Linked DNA regions of Homo sapiens: region 2 is linked to region 1. A link is a contact called in ENCODE Hi-C data. All regions are on one chromosome and are shown on one strand. The core of a region is the stretch at or near the end of the contact, and the rest is flanking DNA. Distances in the headings are between cores, read along the strand shown. Region 1 holds the start of LINC02967 (long intergenic non-protein coding RNA 2967). Region 2 overlaps APMAP (adipocyte plasma membrane associated protein).

The links. Hi-C counts contacts between places; a loop is a spot of excess contacts on that map.
Region 2: a loop to region 1 is called in a map of adrenal gland, with 4 times the contacts of the local background. The contact joins the enhancer-like site here to the promoter of LINC02967 in region 1. A Hi-C loop is called at or near these places in 2 of 168 maps with a recorded cell type or tissue (HL-60/S4 and adrenal gland).

What each region holds. Positions count from the first base shown.
Region 1 is chr20:24,913,752-24,920,862 of GRCh38, forward strand. It overlaps LINC02967 (long intergenic non-protein coding RNA 2967), which reads left to right and starts at 4,813. Exons shown (of 3, transcript XR_001754563.2): 1 at 4,813-6,243. RefSeq lists enhancers at 4,414-4,483, 4,750-5,383 and a silencer at 4,634-4,693.
Region 2 is chr20:24,975,851-24,983,360 of GRCh38, forward strand. It overlaps APMAP (adipocyte plasma membrane associated protein), which reads right to left. Exons shown (of 9, transcript NM_020531.3): 3 at 2,917-3,032. Among named protein-coding and RNA genes, the nearest start is that of APMAP, 13 kb to the right of the region's middle. RefSeq lists enhancers at 3,535-4,035, 4,797-5,297. Within about 2 kb of position 4,605, at least 8 of the 41 ENCODE cell types and tissues checked have a DNase peak (open chromatin) inside an H3K27ac peak, as active enhancers do.

The DNA of each region.
Region 1 (7,111 bases), core at 3,563-6,062:
GGCTACCTGGGGAATGAGGATGAAGGCTACCTGGCTGTAACTGGTCTGAGCTGCAGGGCACGCCCCGGAGCCCTTACCAGCCCCCTACTGTGGCAGGCCAGGTCCCACTAACACAGGCCTCCATAACAACTGTTTCAGCTCTGACTGAGTGGTTAAGTTAAATACTAAAAGCCGAGAGAGCCAGTCCCCTTATACAGAGGCTGGAATGTAACAAAAGCCCACCAAGAGTTTTGCCTAGGCCTTTCCTGGGCCTTGAAGCATGACAAAATAACAAAAGAATTCTTAACAGAATCTATTTAGGATTAAACAAGTTTTACTGGGGGTTCTGAAGAAACTCCCCAGTCCTCCACAAACAAGTTTACTGGGGTCTGAAAGAACTCCCCAAACCTCCATGATTTAGCAGGAGACAAGATAAGGGTAATCACCCCAGCACCTGGACCCAGCTAGATTTAGTCAATTTACTGAGGCTACAAAGGAAGGTCTTCAGGACTCAGACCTCAGTTATAGATTAGAAGAAGTTAATCACTTATGTCTTTAGATGATTGCACACTTACACATAGACATATAGCTTAGAAGGTGTATAAGCTCTGGAAAACTTTGTAATTTTGAGTTGGTCTGGTGATATTTTCCAGGCCTTCTCCCTATACCCGGTTACAGAAATAAAAACTTTCTTCCTCCCCAGTTCATCTGCATCTTGTTAATGGGCTGCCAGAAATAGCAGCCCAACCCTCAGTTAGGTCTGGGAACACTACCCCCCAACACACACACACACACAAAGGGCCAGACGGGTCCGGCCGGAGCTCCCCGGCAGCACAGGGGGCTGCTTCTTCCTCCTTCCTGATAAGCCCTGCAGCCCCCAGCGATGCCCCTCCTAACCCTGGAACCTGTGACTGTGTGCCTTGAGACAGGAGATTGGCTTGGATCATCCAGGTGGAGCCTAAATCTTATCATGTGAGTTCTCAAAAGTGAGGAACCTTTCCCAGCTTTGGTCAGAAAGACATGAAGAGGGTAGAGGGTCAGAGAGCTGCCTCCCTCAGCCATTGCCAGCCCCCAGGGTTCCCCTGAGGCCCCAGTGCCAGCAGCTCCCTGCCCTGCACCTTCCCCTCCCATCCTCAGGCCTCAGCTCCCTGCCCTGCTCCTTCCCCACCCGTCCTCAGGCCTCAGCTCCCTGCCCTGCGCCTCCCCTGTCCTCAGGTCTCGGCCTCTCCCAAGGCTTTCCCAGATTTCCAGGTCCCGTCCTTGGGGGAGAGGCTACTAGTTCTAGGCTATGAAACCATCTGAGGGCTGTAGCTGGAGGTGCTCTCAGCAGGGCAGGGTGGGGTCGTCTTAGGGTGGACACGGAGTCCAGATCCACAGACAGCCCTCGGTTCTCTCAGTGCCAGGAAACAGGTCACATGTCCATCTGCAGGGTGAGCCACTGGACATGTGGCCCTGCTGATGACTGCAGAACCAACTTCTTCCCTTGGAGCAAACCGTTCTGGGGTCAGGAAACTCCAAGAAGTGACCAGAGACCCATGGGGGACCACATGATGTCTGATGGGCAGCAGAACCCCCCAGACCCTGCTCCAGCCACAGTGAGCTGCCTCAGTGCCCTAACAAGGAGCACCCCATGCCACAGGCCACACCTCTGCTCACGCTGTCCCTCTGCTTTCACCCCTCTTTCCCTTCCAAGAAAACTCTTACACCAGCATCACAATCCAACTTAAATACCCCTTCTACGGAGACTGTGTGTCCCACTTGTTACATGTGAGCACCCAGTGGTCAAAGGAGAAGGCGCTCTGAGCAGGAGCCTGGGAGACGCGGGTGGTGGGAACCCGGGCTGCGATGGGCCTGCACAGATGTCCTGCCATGAGCCACAGCAGCCCTTACAAAGGGCGTGACTTTGTGGTAAGTGGCTCTTTTCTGCCAAGGGCAACTCCAGAGAGGCAGCTGGGGGGTGAGCATCTGAGTCCTGCTGTGGGGCCTGAGTGGTGCACCGAGTCCACCAAGCAGCCTCAGGTCAAGTGAGCAACTCCATCCCCAGCTCCCTGCAGATTCTGCAGACAGGTTCATCCCTGTCTAAGCGATGTCTGTCCTCCCCTCCAGGGGTGAGCCTTTTGGATCCAGCCTGGGCCTCAGTCAACACTTAGGCAGGCACCGAGAGCTCTGCAGACAGATCTGCTATCTCCCGACTCCCACCTGGAGTTCAAGGGAGAAACCACTGCAGCCTTCAAAACCCCCAGTAGGAGCTTAATGCCAGCAGCCAGCCCTGATAAACTCTCCAATGAGCCCACTGGCCAGGGCCAGAATGCAGACCCCACACTGCTGAGTGTGACATCAGGGCCCCTGAGAGCGCTTCGTGCGTGCAAGCCATGAGGGGCCAAGGCGCAAAGGGCAATAGGAGTGCTGTCCTGCCGATACCAGGTGCTTCCCTTGCTGGTGACCAAGCCCGAACCCACAGGCTGGCCATGGTGGTCAGGCTGGCCCCCCAGGGCTCCAAGCTGTGAGCTCCCCAACTCCACAAGACAGAAGCCCACATAAAGAGCCAGCCACTTCAACCTTCTATAAAGTTCTCCAGGCTACCGAAAGGTAGGCTGACAGATTTCACAGATAAAGACACAGGATGCTCAGTTAAATTTGAATTTCAGATCATGAATGATTTTTAGTATAAGCGCATCCTATGCAATATATAGGACATATTTATGCTAAATATTTTTGTGTTGTTTATCTGAAATTCAAACTTAGTCTTTCTACTGGCCACTGTAGGTAGCAGGGAAGCCACACAAGACCTGAAAGTCATCCCTGGGTGAACACCACAGTGCTGGGCACAGCAAGGCAGGTTCATCTGCCTCCAAGGACCAACCCCACCTTTGCCTGCTCAGAACTGACCATGCATAACCCCTGTCATCAGCTCTAACCTTCAATCCTGTCTTCCATCACCTGGGAAAGGCTCTCAGTTCTTCCAGTAAATATCATTTCCAGGCTCTCCAACCCTCCCCCGTTCCTGATGATCTGGCCACTGGCAACTTGCACCCCTGATACTGACCCAGCCACAGAGCTGCTTCTCATCTGTGTCAGTTACAGTCCCTCCATGCTGAAAGCAAAACCGGAAAACTCAACTGGAATCATCTTAAACAGTAAGGGGATTTATGGGAACTCCTACCTGGAAAATCTAGTGGTAAGTGAGTTTCAGGGTGGGCTCGATCTAGGGGTTTGTCATGACTGAGTCTCTACAATTCTCCCCCTTCCAGCTTCTCCTGAGCCTGGCTGCCCCTGTGTACCAAAAAGGCTGTCAGCAGCTTAGGGGCTACACACAGCTTCATACATATCCATGGGAGGGAAAGTGGGACAGAGAGAGGGGTAGATACTTTTCTCCCACAATGATAGAACATAAGTCTTTCACAAGACGCTGACTGAGCCACCTTCCATCCCTGCCCACCTCTAAAGCAACTGAACCAAAGTGGGCCAAGAAGAATCGCTGCATGAGCTGGAATGGGCCGGCCCCTCCTGCACCGGGCACTGCAGGACCACAGTCTCCACTGCCCCAGCTGTGCCCAGCATTGCGGGAAGCAGGCGGCCCCTGCGCAGGTTCATGAAGCTCACTTACTGCTAGATTCTCCAGGTAGGAGTTTCAGAAATCCCTTTACTGTTTAAAACCATTCCAGTTGGGTTCTCCAGTTTTGGTTGGCTTTGTTTTTCAGCATGGAGGAGCTGCAGCTGACACAGGTGAGCAGCAGCTCTGTGGCTGGGTCAGTATCAGGGGTGAGAGTTGCCAGTGGCCAGCAAGTGGGGAATGGTGAGGGCTAGAGAGGCTGGAAATGGCATTTCTCCGAAGAACCGAGAGCCCTCCTGGGAGGCTTAGACTTTAATTCTCTCTGGACACACTTGAGCAGATGACGTTCCAAAGGTGCCACACCAGTACGTCCCTCCCATCTGCTTTCTGGTGATAGGACCTGACACTGTCCCACCAAGAGGTGGGGTCTGCTTGGTTTCCCATCTCTTGAATCTGAGCGGGTCTGCAATTCTGGCAAAAGTGATACTAGGTGACTTTCGAGGCTAAGTCATAAAAAAGGATGACTTCCACTTGCTGCTCCAGGGAACTCTCATGCTCAGAGCCCGGCCACCAGGCTGTGAGGAAGCCCAGGTGGCCACCAGGCAGGCCACGTGGAGGCGTTCCCACCCCAGCCCACCGAGATCCAGCCAGCAGCCAGCGCCACTCCAGATATGTGAAGGAAGAGCCTTCCATGATGCCAGGCCCCACCCTCGGATCCCCCAGCTAGCATCCCAGACCTGGTGGCCACAGGCCCCCACCACGTGGTCCCGATCCCTGGCCTCAGAAGGTCTGAGAATGATGGAAGGGATGGTGGCTCCAGGACTAAGCTTTGCAGTGACCCGTGCAGCTAAGTTAAGTGGAACCCTCCAACCCCCAAACGCCGAGATTCTCCACGCCAGAGGCCCGGTGGGTGGGTGAGGGGCCTGCCAAGCCTGGGAGATTTATTTGCAGGATTTTCCCCACGGACTCATAACTGAAATCGCAGAAGGCCTTGCGGTTTAGAGGCCCTGTCTCATGCCCCAAATTGCATTTTCCCGGAAAGGGCTCAGGGCGACTGAGGTCCCCACCGCCGCTGCGGAGCAGGCTAGGGACTGGGGCAGGTCCCGGCACAGGGGAGGGGGGCGGGGGCGCTGCCAAGGTCTCACAGCTGAAGAGGGAAGCCAGCCGGGGCCTACGGAAAGCTGGAAAATGCGCTCAGGCCGGGCCGTGCTCATGGCTGGGATCACAGCGCCACCCTGTGGCCGACGCTCTCCTTCGGCTCGCAACAGTCTGGAGAAATTGAATTGCATTCTTCATGGAGAAACACAGACCGAAAAAGATCTTCCAGCCCAGCAGCAAGAAAACCACCACTGACTTTTAGAAGTCGAGTGCAAACAGAACAGAAAGGTAGTGAACGCCACCTCCCCCTGACTCCTCTCTTTCTCTGGAAATCTGCCCCAGGAGGTTTTGTGTTTCTTTCATACATTGTTTTTGCACAGAAAAAGTCTCTCTCATGCACACATGAGACTCCTGAGACCACCTCACTCCTGCCCTGCACACTTTGTGCACACTCCTGGATCAGCGATGCCCTTCTGTCTCCTGGCACACGCAGGCCACAGCCAGAGGCCACCCCCACCCCACTGGCAAGTTGGCGTCTGCAGGCAGAGTTCACGGGTCACTCAATCCCAGGCCTGGGCCCAGCAGGGGCCTGAGTGGTCCTTGCCCACAAGGCGGACAGCCTTGAGGACCCAGGAGCCAGGACCATGCTGCCGGGGCCTGATCCCCAGCCTTGCGTAACTTCTGGCAACTTCTTGCTCTCTGCATGCCCGTTTCCTTGTCTGTAAAATGATAGGATTCAATGAAGACACAGCTGGTTCAAGAGATCTGTTGTACAACGTGGTGACTCTAGTTAGTGACAGTGTACACCTGCTTGAACATTGCTACATAGGATCTTAAGTGTTCTTATGGAATGAGACCACCACTTCTCCTGTTGTCCTTCCCAGCTTCCCCACCTCCCCTTTTCCCTAGTTTATAAGACAGTAGAAAAGGGAGAAAGCAAAAAGTTGGAAAGAAACAGAAGTAAGATAAATAGCTAGACGACCTTGGCGCCGCCACCTGGCCCTGGTGGTTAAAACAATAATAATAATATTAACCCCTGACCAAAACTACTGGTGTTATCTGTAAATTCCAGACATTGTATGAGAAAGCACTGCAAAACTTTTTGTTCTGTTAGCTGATGTATGTAGCCCCTAGTCACGTTCCTCACACTTACTTGATCTATCATGACCCTTTCACGTGGACCCCTTAGAGTTGTAAGCCCTTAAAAGGGCTAGGAATTTCTTTTTCGGGGAGCTCAGCTCTTAAGACTTGAGTCTGCCGATGCTACCAGCCGAATAAAAACCTCTTCCTTCTCTTCCTTCTTTAATCCGGGTCTGAGGAGTTTTGTCTGCGGCTCATCCTGCTACATTTCTTGGTTCCCTGACCGGGAAGCGAGGTGATTACTGGATGGTCGAGTCAGCCCCTTAGGCAGCTTAGGCCTGCCCTGTGGAGCATCCCTGCGGGGGACTCCGGCCAGCTCGAGCGACGTGGATCCTGAGAGCGTTCCCGGGTAGGCACTTGCCCCTGTGGAACGCCTCATCAGAGCAGTGTATGGCAGGCCCCCATGGAGGATCAACGCAGTGGCTGAACACCAGGAAGGAACTGGCACTTTAAGTCTGGACATCTGAAACTTGGTAAGACTGGTCTTTGGAACTTGCCCCACTCCATTTGAGTGGAAGCGTGGCCTGATCACCCATGGTGTGCCTGTACTGGCATTTTGGTTTTTGTTTTTGACTTGACTTGAATTGCTTGATACTTTGGTTTTGGTTTTGACCTGGCTTGGATTTCTGGATGCTCTGATTTTGGTTTTGATTCTGTTTGGTGTAAACTGAAAAAGTGTGTTTGTGCCCTTTTAACCCGTTCTTTGTTCTGTGGTGTGCGTGGTATGAGCTTGGTGTTTTGTCTCGAGGAAACATGGGTCAGACACAAAGTAAGCTCACTCCACTAGGAACTATGTTGAAAAATTTTAAGAAGGGATTTAATGGACACTATGGGGTTACTATGACATCAGAGAAACTTAGAACTTTGTGTGAAATAGATTGGCCAACATTAGAAGTAGGTTGGCCATCAGAAGGAAGCCTGGACAGATCCCTTGTTTCTAAGGTATGGCACATGGTAACTGGTAAGTCAGGACACTCAGACCAGTTCCCGTACATAGACACTTGGTTACAGCTGGTGCTAGACCCCCCACAGTGGCTAAAAGGGCAGGCAGCAGCAGTGCTAGTAGCAAAGGGACAGATAGCCAAGGAAGGATCCCGCTCCACCTGCCAAGGGAAATCAACTCCCGAAGTTCTGTTCAACCCAACATCAGAAGATCCATTGCAGGAGATGGCACCAGTGATCCCAGTGGTGCCCTCCCCTTACCAGAGAAAGAGGCTCCCCACTCTTGAGCCCACAGTGCTTGCACCTCCACAAAACAAACATATCCTTAGGCCACCCAGAGTAAACAAGAGAGGAGTTGAAGCCTCCGGAGAAACTCCTCCCTTGGCAGCTCATTTAAGA
Region 2 (7,510 bases), core at 3,355-5,854, 62 kb after region 1:
TTTTTAGCCCAGAGACAGACCCACATAAATACAATCAACTGATCTTTTGACAAAGGAGTAAAGGCAATGCATAATGGAGAAAAGACAGTGTTTTCCACAAATGGTGCTGGAACAAATTTGTTTGCATCCACATGCAAACAAATAAATCTAGACACAAACCTTATACCCTTCACAAAAATGGAATTCAAAATGGATCATAGACCTAAATATAAAATACAAAACAAATTCCTAGAACATAGGAGAAAATCTAGGTATGATGATGAATTTTTAGATATAACACCTAGGGTATGATGATGAATTTTTAGATATAAAACCAAGGTGAGATACATGAAGAAATAATTAATAAGTGAAACTTCATTAAAATTAAAAACTCTTGCTCTACAGAAGATACTGTCAAAAGAATGAGAAGCCACAGACTGGAGAAAATATTGGCAAACAACATGTCTGATAAAGAACTATTATCCAAAATACACAAACAACTCTTAAAACTCAACAATAAGAAAATGAACAACCCAATTACAAAAATGGGCAAAAGGCCTGAACAGACACATCACCAAGAAGATATACAGATGGCAGGTAGGCATATGAAGATATTCCACATCAAATATCATCAGAGAAATGCAAATTAAAACAACGAGACACCACTATACACCTATTAAAAGGGCCAAAATCCAAAACACTGACACCACCAAATGCTGGCGAGGACATGGAGCATCAGGAACTCTCACTAATTGTTAATGGGAAGGCAAATGGTACAGCCACTTTGGAAACGCTTGGTGGTTTCTTACAAAACTTAACTCTTACCATACAATCCAGCAATTATGCTTTTCGGTATTTACCCAAATGAGCTGAAAACTTAGGTCCACACAAAAACCTGCCCACAGATGTTTATACCAGCCTTATTCATAACTGCCAAAACTTAGCAGCAACCAAGATGTACTTCAGTAGGTAACTAAACTGTGGCACATCCATACAATGGAATATTACTCAGTGCTAAAAAGAAATGAGCTATCAACCCATGGAAAGACATGGAGGAATTTTAAATAAATGCATACTACTAAGTGAAAGATGCCAATCTGAAAAGGCTACATACTGTATGAGTCCAGCTACATAACATTCTGGAAAAGGCAAAACTATGGAGATGGCAAAAAGATCAGTGGTTGCCATGGGTTAAAAGAAAAGGGTGGAATGAACAGGCAGAGCAAAGAGGATTTTCAGGGCAGTGAAAACACCCTGTAAGATACCATAACAGTGGATACATGGCATTTGTCCAAACCCATAGAATGTATAAAACCAAGAGTGAACCCTACCGTAAACTACAGACTCCGAGTACTATTGACGTATTGATGTGAGTACATCACTTGTAACAAACTTACCCTTGTGGTGGGGGATGTTGATCATGTGGGAGGCTGTGCATGGCATGTGTGCAGAAAAAGTATTTGACGAAATGCAACACCCAATCGTAATAAAAACTCTTTTTCAGAAAATCTCTGTACCTTCTGCTCAATTTTGCTGTGAACCTAAAACTGCTCTTAAAAATAAAGTCTACTTAAAAACAAATAAAATAAAGCCTGCTATAGTTGGTGGTTACTCTCTCCCAGCACTCCCCAGAGCTAGTACCTCCTTCCACTGTCAGCAACCTGCCAGCCAGCCCCCAGGACAGCTTCCAAATGAGGTGGCAGAGACAGCAGTGGCAGGTCCCTGCGGCTCACACCCACCAGAGAGGACCCCACTGTGCCTGGCCAAGAAATGTCACCAGCTCATCAAAGAAAGAGAAAAAGCTGGGACCTGGTGACAAAGTACAATGAGAAGTAACCCAGTGAAAAAGAAAAAGACAGGAAAGTGCTCTCTTTGGGAGGTAAGATCATTGGTTTGCACTTCAACTGCTGTTAAGTTTCAGTTTTAAAGAGCAAGATTTGATTTTTCACCAAAAAAAGCTAAAGCTTTTAAAATTTACACAAATAAATGCCAATGTCTTTTTAAGAGAAATACAAAGTTCTATCATGATATTTACTCTTCTTGAAACAATTTTGACTTTGACAGCCAAGAAAACAAACCAACTGCAGAAATGGACCAGTCCTTGGGGCCTGTGTCAAATAACAGGGCCCAGGCAAGAGAAGCTGGTCAAACGTCACTAGAAGAGAGGCCACTGACCGGCCTTGAGAGCACAACAGAAGCACCCTGTGTGCACATATCCACAGCCACCCACTGCCTGGAGAACAGTGTGCTTCAGAATAACAAGCGGCACTTCCAAAGAAGCTGCTCAGCAAGCCCATACCAGATTAAGTTTTAAACTATCTGTGACTATCTGTGCCTTCCCAATACTAAACTTAATTCTCATTTTAACAAACAGAAAATGCCTTGTTCAAGGTTGCTAGAGATGCAAGTATTAGAACCAGACCCAATTCTAGTTCTGAGGCATGGGCAAGTGTGATGCAGATGGTTACCCTTAAGTGTACCCATCAAGGTGAGATTTCAAACAGTCAGACAAAAACAGTGGAAATATTGAGAACCATTTGTCTTCATCACAGTGAAATCTATACAAAGCAAATGGAACTAAGAAATACTGTGCTGTCAAATAGCTATTTAACTTTGATAAATGAACTAAAAATCAGTATCTGTATTTGGCCTTTTTCCTTTCACAACACTTTGAGCACAACAAAGTGTTCCATAGAGATGAATTCAAAATCACCCAGTGCTAAAATGGCATGCAAACTGGGCAGATGAGACCAGCAGAAAGAGCCACTAGGGCCTCCCATGTGATGTCTGAGGGCCAAGTCCCACGTCCGCAGCTAAGAAGGATGTGCAGGGCCCCAGTCCAGGGGCAGCGTGCCACTGCAGCTGCTCCCACAGAACCCGCCCCCTCAGACAACAGACAGCCTGGAAGGCTCCCCCCCCACCCAAGCTTAGACTTACCCCCAATATGTGCTATGGACTCCGGTCCAACAAGTTGATTTTCAAACAGCCTTTCTGCCTGTCGCAGCTTCGTATTTGGATGCAGAACACCAAGCAAGAGCGGGGGTTCTTTGAAGCTGCAAAATAATGCAATTCCAGAGATCTGTCTATAAATACACATGTGAAGAAAATGTGTACCGAGCACCTGCTCTCAGTTCTTTGATAAAGATGGCACTTTCTAACAACATCCTCAGTTGCCAGAAATACAAGGGTTAAGAAAAAACTGTTCTAGGATATCAGAAAACATCATGGTACAAAAGAAATATAAAAATATAAATGTGCTAGTGCAAGACCTTCAGCAATCTTGTCACCTGAGAGCATCCTGAGGCCTGTGCCCACCCATCCTCCAGCCTCCCCAGCTCCCCACCCCCATCCAATGCCTCAGGGCAGCTGGACCTCCTCACCCCTGTGACTCACAGCCCTACAGCCACTGGAGTCTACCTAGGGTGGTGGGGGGCAGTGCCCACGTTTCACACCTGATGACCCGGCCTCGTATTTCACAGAGAAGATGGAAGGAGCAAGGGGAGACCTTCCTGGGACTGGAGCCACCGTCCCATGGTCCAGCACAGGGCACGCCACCTCCCGCTGATATTCTCGAGGCCCACCAGGCTCTTCCTGAAGCAGGAGCCTGAGCTGGGCCCTGGAGCCCTTCTACTCACAGACACGGCTCCAGAAACTCCTGCCTCTACTCGTCCTTCCCATCCACATGCCAGTATGTCACGCCTCCCAACCCACCATCAAGTTCTGCTGAGGCCACTTTGAAAAGACACCATTGAACCCGTCTCCCCATGTCCTCCTTACAACCCTGGCTGGGGCCACCATCCTCTCGCCTCGCCCCTGCTCCCTCCCTTGACCCCTGTAGTCTATTCTCAATCCAGCAGCCATGCCGGATCATGACCTTCCTCTATTCAGAGCCCCACAATGGCCCCCTCTCACCTAGAGCCAAGTCCTGGCAGCAGCCTCTGAGCACCGCAACCTGGCCACAGCACCTTCTTGCCCCCTCTCTCCCTTGTGCCTTCTGCATCCCTCACACCAGCCCCTCCCTGCTGGGTCCTAACCACACCAGCATCTCCCTATCCAGGGCCTTCACACCAGCTCTTTGCTCCACTTGGAACAGCAACCATCCCCCACCCAGGAGGCCCACTCTGACCACCCAACTAAATATCCGATACCTCCCCCGAACCCAGGCCCCTGCCCTACTCCATGCTCCTCATAGCACACACCAGCTTCTCATGCACTGTGTGATCTGCTTCTGTTATGTTTATGGTCTGTTTGTCCCCACTAGAACATACGCTCCATGAGATCAGGGATTTCTTTCTGTGTTTTTCTCTACTGTATTCCCAGCATCTGGCACCCAACATGGCACACAGAAGGCTCCCAACGAGCACTGCTGGAGGAAACCAAAGTAGAGAGGAATATCTTCCGATTATCCCCTGTCCCCTGCCTCCAGCAAGGCAGAGAATTCAAGAACAGGAAGGAGCTAAGCGTTGGGGAAAAGTTTATGACAACAGCAAAAAGAGCTTCTTTAAAGCTCTCTTCACAGCAAAAGAGGAAGGAAGGGAAACCCCACCTGGGGCAATTGGTGCCATGCTACGATGACAAGCAGAGCTGCCAGCTTCGCTCGGCCTCGGTCACCTCAACACGCCGGGCAGCATGGGGTCACCATAGTCAAGAGGCCATGCTCGGCCTCGGTCACCTCTACACGCTGGGCAGCGCGGGGCCACCATGGTCAAGAGGCTATGCCACGATGACAAAAGCAGACCTACCAGCTTCGCTTGGCCTCGGTCACCTCTACGCGCCGGGCAGTGCAGGGCCACCACAGTCAAGAGGCCATGCTACCATGACAAAAGCAGACCTACCAGCTTCGCTCAGCCTCTGTCACCTCTACACACTGGGCAGCGTGGCGTCACCATGGTCAAGAGGCCATGCCACAATGACAAAAGCAGACCTACCAGCTTCGCTCGGCCTCGGTCACTTCTACACACCGGGCAGTGTGGGGTCACCATGGTCAAGAGGCCATGCCACGATGACAAGCAGAGCTGCCAGCTTCGCTCGGCCTCCATCACCTCTACACGCCAGGCAGCGCAGGGCCACCATGGTCAAGAGGATCAGGCCAGCAGACGGGGCAGAAACGGCCACTCAGCTGATGGACGGGTGTTTGGGAGTCTACCCAGGATACTACATCACTCCCGTGAGAGCTTAGACCACACTTAGAAATCTCTAAAAAATCAGAGAACAGGCAGACCAGGAGTATGGAGGGACAAAGAGAAGGATGGTCGCTCTTCCAGTCTGGACTATTACACAGCTGGTTTCAGTACTTGAGAACAAAATCACCAGGAAGGCTGCAGGGCTTTGCCAAAAACCTGCCCTGCAAAGTCACTTTCCCTTCTTTCTGGGAAGATTAGAGGGCTGTCATAGACACAGCATATATGACATCCTGATTCCTATAGCATGTACAGAGTAGTTTTCAAGATCCCTGTGACAACGTGGGGAGATGTGAACAGAGTAACAGGGCATCTGTATGATCACGGATGGCTGGCACAAGTGAAGAAAGCCTGCACTAATGCAGTAATACTCAACTGCAGAGAAGTGACCCACTGTGACCCACAGACTGCACAAAGGTTTTCCTAAGCACTTCTGAGAACCAGCTCTCTGAGGTCCCCCACATCTCTCTCCCTAACACAGGAAGCCAGGGTGTGGGGCACTGCTCTCTCCCTCCCCAGCGGGTCTCCTGTTGGCCCTGCCTGAGTTTTATACAGTGCTTCTATTTGCTCTTGATGTCCCAGACCACCCATAAAGGTTGTTGCTATTTTTTAATATCTCTCAGTTTGACAGTTTCACCCGATAGTAAAATGTGTACTTCTAACAGTACTGCAACTTTCAACTCCCAGTAGAATTACTCTTTCTGTTGGTCTTTAAAATTATAGCAACCAAATCCATTCTCCAAAATGCTGCTCTATTTTTTTTTACCATAAATTTGACTTTAACTGATATTTTTTCAGTGACTAGAAACATTCATATCCTTCTATGAAAAATAAACTTTTTGTTCCCTTCTGGAGAGAAACCATGTCCTTCCACAGAGTGACTGTGGGCTGAGAGGGCTGCAGCTGAGTCAGCACCCGCTGGGATGGCGTGCATGGGGCATGGCCTGTGTTGTGGCCACGTTCTTGCATGAGACACACCAAGCTCTGTCATGTACCAGGCTTCTGCTTCTGCTCTGCATTTTGGGGCCTATCTTCCTGTTTTTGAGTGTGCCATGCCAAAAGCAGAGCCCAGGAGAGAGGCCCCTGTTGGCTGTGATTCCAATGCCATAAGCTGAGCCCAGGAGAGAGGTCCCTGTTGGCTGTGATGGTTCCACTGCCATTCTGAAAGCTGAGCCCAGGAGAGAGAGAGAGACCCGTTGGCTGTGACAGTTCCACTGCCATTCCAAAAGCTGAGCCCAGGAGAGAGGTCCCTGTTGGCTGTGATGGTTCCACTGCCATTCCGAAAGCTGAGCCCAGGAGAGAGGTCCCTGTTGGCTGTGATGGTTCCACTGCCATTCCGAAAGCTGAGCCCAGGAGAGAGGTCCCTGTTGGCTGCAGCGGTTCCACTGCTTCTCTTCCTTTCCTTCCTCATCAGGCTTTTCTACTCAACAGATAGAACTCACTTTGTACAAACAACTTCCAATCCCCAGTAGGCTCTGCTTCCTTTCAGTGTCTGGCCAGGGCCACATACCCCATTTCCCAATGCATTTCTTCACCACTCTTTCCACACATAAAATCATCTTTCCTGAGATCAAAGGTCTTCAATCACTGAGGCTCCAACCTCTCTCTCCAACTCAAAACTCAACCTCAGCCTCCTTTTCCAAGGCCAGCCCCCCAACCCAAGCTTCTAATCCCCAGCTGTGGACACAGTTCACTCCCCCACCTTAGCCAACTGGACTATCTAAGAAGGCCCAGGTCAGTTTCCCTTTGGCTAGAATGAGCCATCCTGCTCTGTAAAGAAGGGTTAGAAAGAGAGAAGCCCCTCCCTCAACACATCAGGGGACCCCCCCCCGCCACCCACCCCTGACGCCCCTCCTTTGGAGACAGGATGTCCTCAGGCCTGGCTCAGGCAGAAAAATCCATCTGAAGACCCACTGGCACACCAGGAATTACAGAGCTGACACTCTTGGAGCGGACTAGAGTCCCCAGTCCTTCACCCATTCTCAATCTTACATGAGCAAATTGTGTGTTTACAGCACCTTGTGCCTTTACTATTCTAAATCCAACAACAAAAAGTTCACTCAGCTACACATGTCAATCTAAGGTCAGAACCGTGTCCTCTACATTCTTAGTGAATCGGATCCAATATAAAGCCTTAATTTTTATGGATAAAACACTACATTATTCAGCTAGTATGTTATATTCACTCTTTAACTAGGTATAATTCTTGTCTGAAGTTTTTAAAGCCTTACCTGGACTAACTCATTTAAAATAAGCTTCAGATGGCTTCACCCCATCAGCAGTTGCAAGGGGAACCAGGAAATTACTGAACCAGACTGCACAACCCTCCTGCAACTATGTCAACATGGAAG